2 separate regions of the Homo sapiens genome follow, and region 2 is linked to region 1. The links are chromatin loops, found by intact Hi-C in ENCODE. Cell type or tissue: right lobe of liver. All regions are shown on one strand. Links, peaks and the distances in the headings refer to the core of each region. The heading gives the core; the rest is flanking DNA.

Region 1 (2,906 bases), core at 209-2,708:
ATTTCGAAGCCTGATTCGTGATGAGAGACTAATTCGTTACGCTGAAACATTAACGGCAATTTAAGGGGTCTGGCAGGGGCTTCGTAAACAAAAGGACGGGCCCACAACACGGGCCTTGGGAGGGGATGGACACGGGGAGGGCCAGCAAGGACCATCAGCTTGGCAGATGGCAGCTCTGTCCCTGGATGAACGGCAGCTGGCTGGGCCCACACCATGCCCGCTCCCAACCCTTCTGCCCTGGTCTGAGGTGGAAAGTATCTCAGGGTGGGAGCCAGCAAAGGTGAAGAAGGGAAAGAAGAAAGCACAAATAATTCGGGAGAGGAGCAGAGATGACCTGAGGGGCTGAGAAATGAGTGGAAAGTAGAGGTGGAAGGGAAGCAGAGTTGGGTGTAGATGGTGTATTTCCCAAGTAACATGAATGCATTTGGCTGAAAAAAACCAGAAGGTCAAAGTGGACCTCAAGCTGGATGGATTCTGCTGTGCCATGAGGAAGGCTCAGGCAGTGGCCTCAGGCACAGAGGCAGCAGCAGAACACTGCTAACTGGCAAAGTCACCCACTTAGTCGTTCACTTTCCCCAGCCCAGATGCTTCTTACTGGACCCTAGACTAGGTGAGGGGAGATGGGGGTGAAGAACTAGGAGGAACACACCACAGAGATGTGAAAGGCTGGGCTGGGCAAGGGCGGCAGGGTTAGAATATCAGGGGGGTGGCTTCAGGATGGTCACTGAGTAGTTTAAGGAAGTCACCTAAACCAGGTCACCTAACCTGACCTCAAGAGAAGAGAGAATTAGAAAATTGCAGCAGGGCATTACAGGTAAGACAGAAGGAAGGAAGGAAGGTAGGTGGCTTAGCAGTACTTTGCCCCCAAAAAGGAGGCTGTCTTATGGAAAGGAGGCTCTATATTACTACCCCTAAAGGCAAAAGATTAATATGCTTTATTAAACATTAGGTAATAATTATAATCATCCCTTATGTTTGTAGGACTCTATCATTTATAAAAACCTGGTATCTGAACTGACTTGGAGGTTGGAGACTGGACCAGGTGGTCCCAAGCAAGCCCTGCTGGCTCAGAAAGAGGGCAGGAATGTGGTTGGCAGAAAATGACATCACTCACAGCCAATTACAGCAGCTGTCCCAACAGCCTCCCAGCTTCTCTCCCAAGCTTTGGGAATTGGGTATGAGCATATGAAAGTCATGATGCAGTCCCTTCTGCTGCACTTAGCATAATCCCAGGGCAAAGGGTAGGCAGGCACTGTGCAGACCCCACCAAGTCCTGGGCGCTGGTGGGGAGGAGGGGTTCAGTAACACTTGTTGAAACCTAGTGGGATTGGGGGAGGTAGCCCGTTTAACTGCAGTTTCTTCAGTGGCCAGCAGGGGGACTCAAGAGCCAGGGATCCAATTAAGGTTCTGAGAGGGAGTCCTTCCCCGCGTCTAACCTTCCCTGCAGGGGCGAACACTCTCTCCTTCTTCCCCCCGCCCCGCCCACTCTCCCAATTTAGATATCACCTTCCCACCTTGAGACAGACAGACAGACACACACACACACCCCCCTTTTGGCTATAGAAAAATAAATGGCCTAGTACCCCAGCATCTGTCTCCCATTTTTCTAGAGTCCCCCTCTTGCCTGCTTCTGCTCTCCCAGGAAAACTTATGGCTGAAGGTGTTGAAATGACTAATTGGATGGAGACAATTATCTTCCTGCCAGGGATGGCAGAGCTGGGGAGGGCTGTGAGTGCCGTCAGTGCCCCAATGTGTGGTCCACGGCTCTTGGTCCATCCGTGTGTCTATACCTGCGCTTTCCTAGCCCCACCTCAGGCTTCAGAACATGTACCTTAAGCCAAGGTATCCAGACCCTTAGGGTCTCTGTGAAATTCGGCCCAGGCTTCTGTATCAAGCTTGGGCATTAGCAATTCCTAGAGGCCCTACCTCGTGGGGCTGGCGTCTTTGGGGCCCTTGGGGGTGTACCCTAGAGAAGGATTGCTTCCCAGAAAGGAGGCAGCACCAGGCTGGAAGGAAGGGATCATTAAAAGGTTATGGAACAATCCACAGCCCCTGCTGAGGTGGGCGTGGGCATGCAGCCCTGGCTGGGCCCTTGGGTGGCTGTTTCTGCAGGACTAATGGTTTAGGGAACTAATTGTTAGGCAGCCTTGGTCTCCATGGGATATGGCAGGTCCAAGGGTGACTGGGGCCCAGAAGGTGGAAGGGGCCTGCTTCACCTTCCAGGTGGCAGTGTTTCTGCGGAAATAGGCGAACATCCTGGTGAACCAGTTATAGATCTCATTCAGGGTCAGCTGCCTGTCAGGGGTTTCCAGGATGGCCTGCGGGGAAGGAACAAGCAAAGGGACCGTCAGCCTGGGCCTCGAAGGGTCACAGCCCTGGGTTCCCTCCCCCAGTACCTCTCCCTTCTGCCTAGCCCCGAGTTCACTTTGTGAGAAGACCTGCTCAGAAATGTGTGGATAACAAGATGGGTGGTGGCTGGTGGGTCCCCTCAGAGGGACAGGCTGGTTATAGCTTGGCCAAGGATAAAGAGGGCAGGAGCCTCCAAGGGCTATGTATTTGTACAAGAAGGATTGGAGCTGCTTCTGGAGAGAAAATGCCTTTAGTACCTGGCCCTGCACCGAGGGTGAAAGCAGTCAGTCCTGTCTTTCTTGGGAGAGATGTCCACGGGGTGGAGGCTGTTTGGAATTTATCCTGATTTTGGCAAAAGGTACCCTAAGCACAGTGTGTGTGTGACAGAAAGAATGTGTGTGAAGGTGTACATGCCTGTGTGGGTATCAGGGAGGACATATGTGTCGATGTAAGTTCATGCTTGAGTGTGAATACTATGTGAACATTGGTGACATGAAGATCATGGGCTTGAGGGAGGAAAGACAAAGGAGAGAGACGAAGAGTGACCCTGAGTCTAT
Region 2 (2,906 bases), core at 109-2,608, 130 kb after region 1:
ACCTCTGGGGTTCAAGCGATCCTCCTGCCTCAGCCTCCTGAGTAGCTGGGACTACAGGCGTGCGCCACCATGCCCAGCTAATTTTTTGTATTTTTAATAGAGACAGGGTTTCACCACATTGGCCAGGATGGTCTCGATCTCTTGACCTCATGATCCGCCTGCCTCAGCCTCCCAAAGTGTTGGAATTACAGGCATGAGCCACTGTGCCCGGCCAAGACCTCCTTTCTAAGAGAGAAGAAAAAGAATAGTGGCCTTGCCAGAGAGACCAGCTGTAACTCCTGTGGCCATGGGTGGGTGGTGGGTACATGGAAGAGCACCCTCACGTACAGCACATGCGCACATGAGCAAACGGCGAATCCTATTCCATAGGAAATAATTAAGCGCTGAATCATGTGTACTGAGCTGGGAGGAGGCTGAGATCACCCAGGGATGATTCCAGAGTGTGGGGCAGGATTTGGAGACAGAGCCCTGGCCTTCCAAATAGGCCCTGGATATGAGAAAGAGGGGAGCCCAGAGAGAGACTTGGGAAGGGGCAGCCAGCCAGGCTGGGGATCTGAGAAGGGATGCGTTGATGGTACCACTAGAGTGAGGGGAGGGAGGGCAAGGTTTGAAGTCAAGGTCGGTGTGCTCCTCAGCTCCTCCAGCCTTGGTCTTCTCCTCTAGCCTTTCTGGTTCCCTGTCTTGTCTTCTGGTGCTTCCCCTCTCCCTTCATTGGACAACCCTGAGTTTCATACCTGGAGCTCACAGAGACTGCAGTGGTGCACCCTGGGAAGCTGGATGAAGCAGCGCTACCCACACTAGGATCTGCCTTCAGGGGCCCACTCTCCCACGAGGACATATGCTGGCCTCATGCTCCCAAAACTTGGGCATCACCAGGGTAGTGAAGGAGGCACATGAGGAGTTGATCAAGGGTGCGAGAAGATCCCTTCTGATACTGGGCAGTGCCCCTCCCTGGTCTTCCCCCTCTCCACCTCCCATCCATCTTACAACAACTTCCCCCATGTGCACCCTACTCTCTCCTGCTATACTTTTCAGAGTCTGCTCTTTTTTTCATTCACTCATTCATTACTCCTGCATTCATCCATTCAACCAACATTTACCAAGCACGCTCTGGGATATAAAGATGTTTTATACTGCATCCTTGTTTGCAAAGAGCTCATTATCTATTAGAGAAACGGGCACGTGCAGAGCAAAGAATAATGCCTAGAGGAGCGAGGGACAGATTCCAACCAGGCACGACCACCCTCTAAAGTGGGCAAGGCAGATACTGTTCTCACTTGAGAGGTGAGCAGACTGAGGCTCAGAGTTCTACTAAATAGCCCAAGGTCATGGTTGAGTGTGAGAAACAAAAACCCACTCACCTGACAAGCGAGTTGGCTTGTCACAAGTTCCTACCTACTTCCTTCCAGTTCTTCCTTCCCTAAAATCATCTAATTTCACATTCAGTCCTGGCCTCTGTTCATCTGCCCACTCAGGAGTGTTGGTTAAAATAATAATCCCGTATACTGACCAATAAGAATGGACGCTGGTCATAGCAATGGAGCAGGGGCCTGAGGCCCCCTGCTGGGCGGGGTGCTAATGTTTACTTGCTGAATGGTATGAGGTCCAGCAAGTCCCAGATGGTTGGAGGTTGGCCTTCCCTGGTTAGGGGCAACGACTACTTACTAACTTTAACAACCAGCCTCGGCACAGTGACATACAGCACCTAGTGATCAGTGTTGCATCCATCCACTCATCCATCTGTTCATTTACCCATGATTCCCATCCATCTGTAAACCTATCACCCCACACTGGCCCCACCCACTAGGATGCACTGAAGACTGTAGGGGAGCATCTTTGAAGTCAAAGACAAGCTTCCTTCTCCCTAGGAGCTTACGCTGGGGAGTTGGGGAGCCAGGACCGACCCATTCAAATGTTAAACAACAGCCCAAGAGGTGTCTCAGGGAAGTTCAGGACGGGTTGCCTAGTGCCTGGCATGTGCCTGAAGGGTTCAGAGCAGTTAAGATGTTGTGTATGTGGGTGAGGAAGGAGAGAGCAGGGAGGCTGTCAGGGTGCAACTAGCCTTTGAGCTGGAGCTTTGAGCAAATGATGGTAAGCCTCTCAGCTTCTCCTTGGCCCGGCCTCCTTCTCTATCCCTAATGTCCAGGTCTGAGTATTAGTTTGTTGTGGGCCTGCCTACACGCTCCCTCAGAAACCAGAGGGCAGGGACCCAGAGGTGCCGCTTACTCTGATCCTGGACTCTCTCTTGGGCACACACAATGCCTCCTACAAGGAAGGAGCCGGCCTGCTGTTGGGTTTCCAGCTCTCCCCCTCTACCTTCTCTTTCCCTCACTTTCCTTCCAGGGGCTGTCAGTTTAACGGACAGGTGTTTAATTCCAGCCTGTCAGGCGCCTGGAAATGCCAGCCTCACTGCACATCAGTTGGTGGAGTTTGCTTTTAAAAGAGTGGCAAGAAACTGAACTCTGCTATCTGCAGCTGAGCCCTCTCTCTGTCTCCATCTCATTGGCAAATGTGGTTGCACCTTTCTTGCTGTTTTCCATTGAGGCACCTGAGCTCTGGGAAGCAGAGAAGGCAAAGAGCCTCTCCAAGTGCCTCCAGTGGAGGTTGAATGCCTGAGTGCCCAGTGTGACCAGCTATGTCCTTGGCATGTGCTGGGCCTGCTTTTTAACTATTAAGTCATGCCATAGCTAAAACACACTGCTTCTGCAGCCCTGGGGCAGAGAGGCAGCTGTCAGCTTCTCCAGCCGGTGCAAGCTGCTGCTTCTTTCTGTATCCACCCTGCTCCGGTATGAGCCAGGAACTGCGTGCTCACCTCTGGCCTGGGAAATACATGGAAGCAGCCCCAGGAATCTGCCCACAGAGCTCTGGCAGCTTAGCTATAGGGGTTAGAGCATGGTCCACAGTTC

What was found. Peaks named below come from ENCODE experiments on the same cell type or tissue, not always from the same donor. Only the 100,000 strongest peaks of a DNase experiment are listed, where the experiment ranks them.
Region 2: it touches region 1 in a loop (6-fold over the local background); 90 of 110 quality-filtered maps call a loop at or near these places.

Annotation. Positions count from the first base shown.
Region 1 is chr6:41,590,633-41,593,538 of GRCh38, reverse strand. FOXP4 (forkhead box P4) reads right to left here. Exons shown (of 17, transcript NM_001012426.2): 13 at 2,217-2,318. Among named protein-coding and RNA genes, the nearest start is that of MIR4641, 6.6 kb to the left of the region's middle. RefSeq lists an enhancer at 1-560. In right lobe of liver, for the core only: a CTCF peak has its summit at 1,353 (motif pointing right); a DNase peak (open chromatin) is centred at 1,368; H3K27ac peaks cover 325 bases.
Region 2 is chr6:41,462,144-41,465,049 of GRCh38, reverse strand. The region is part of intron 2 of LOC112267957 (a long non-coding RNA gene); the gene reads left to right. Among named protein-coding and RNA genes, the nearest start is that of LINC01276, 39 kb to the left of the region's middle. In right lobe of liver, for the core only: a CTCF peak has its summit at 1,543 (motif pointing left); a DNase peak (open chromatin) is centred at 1,579.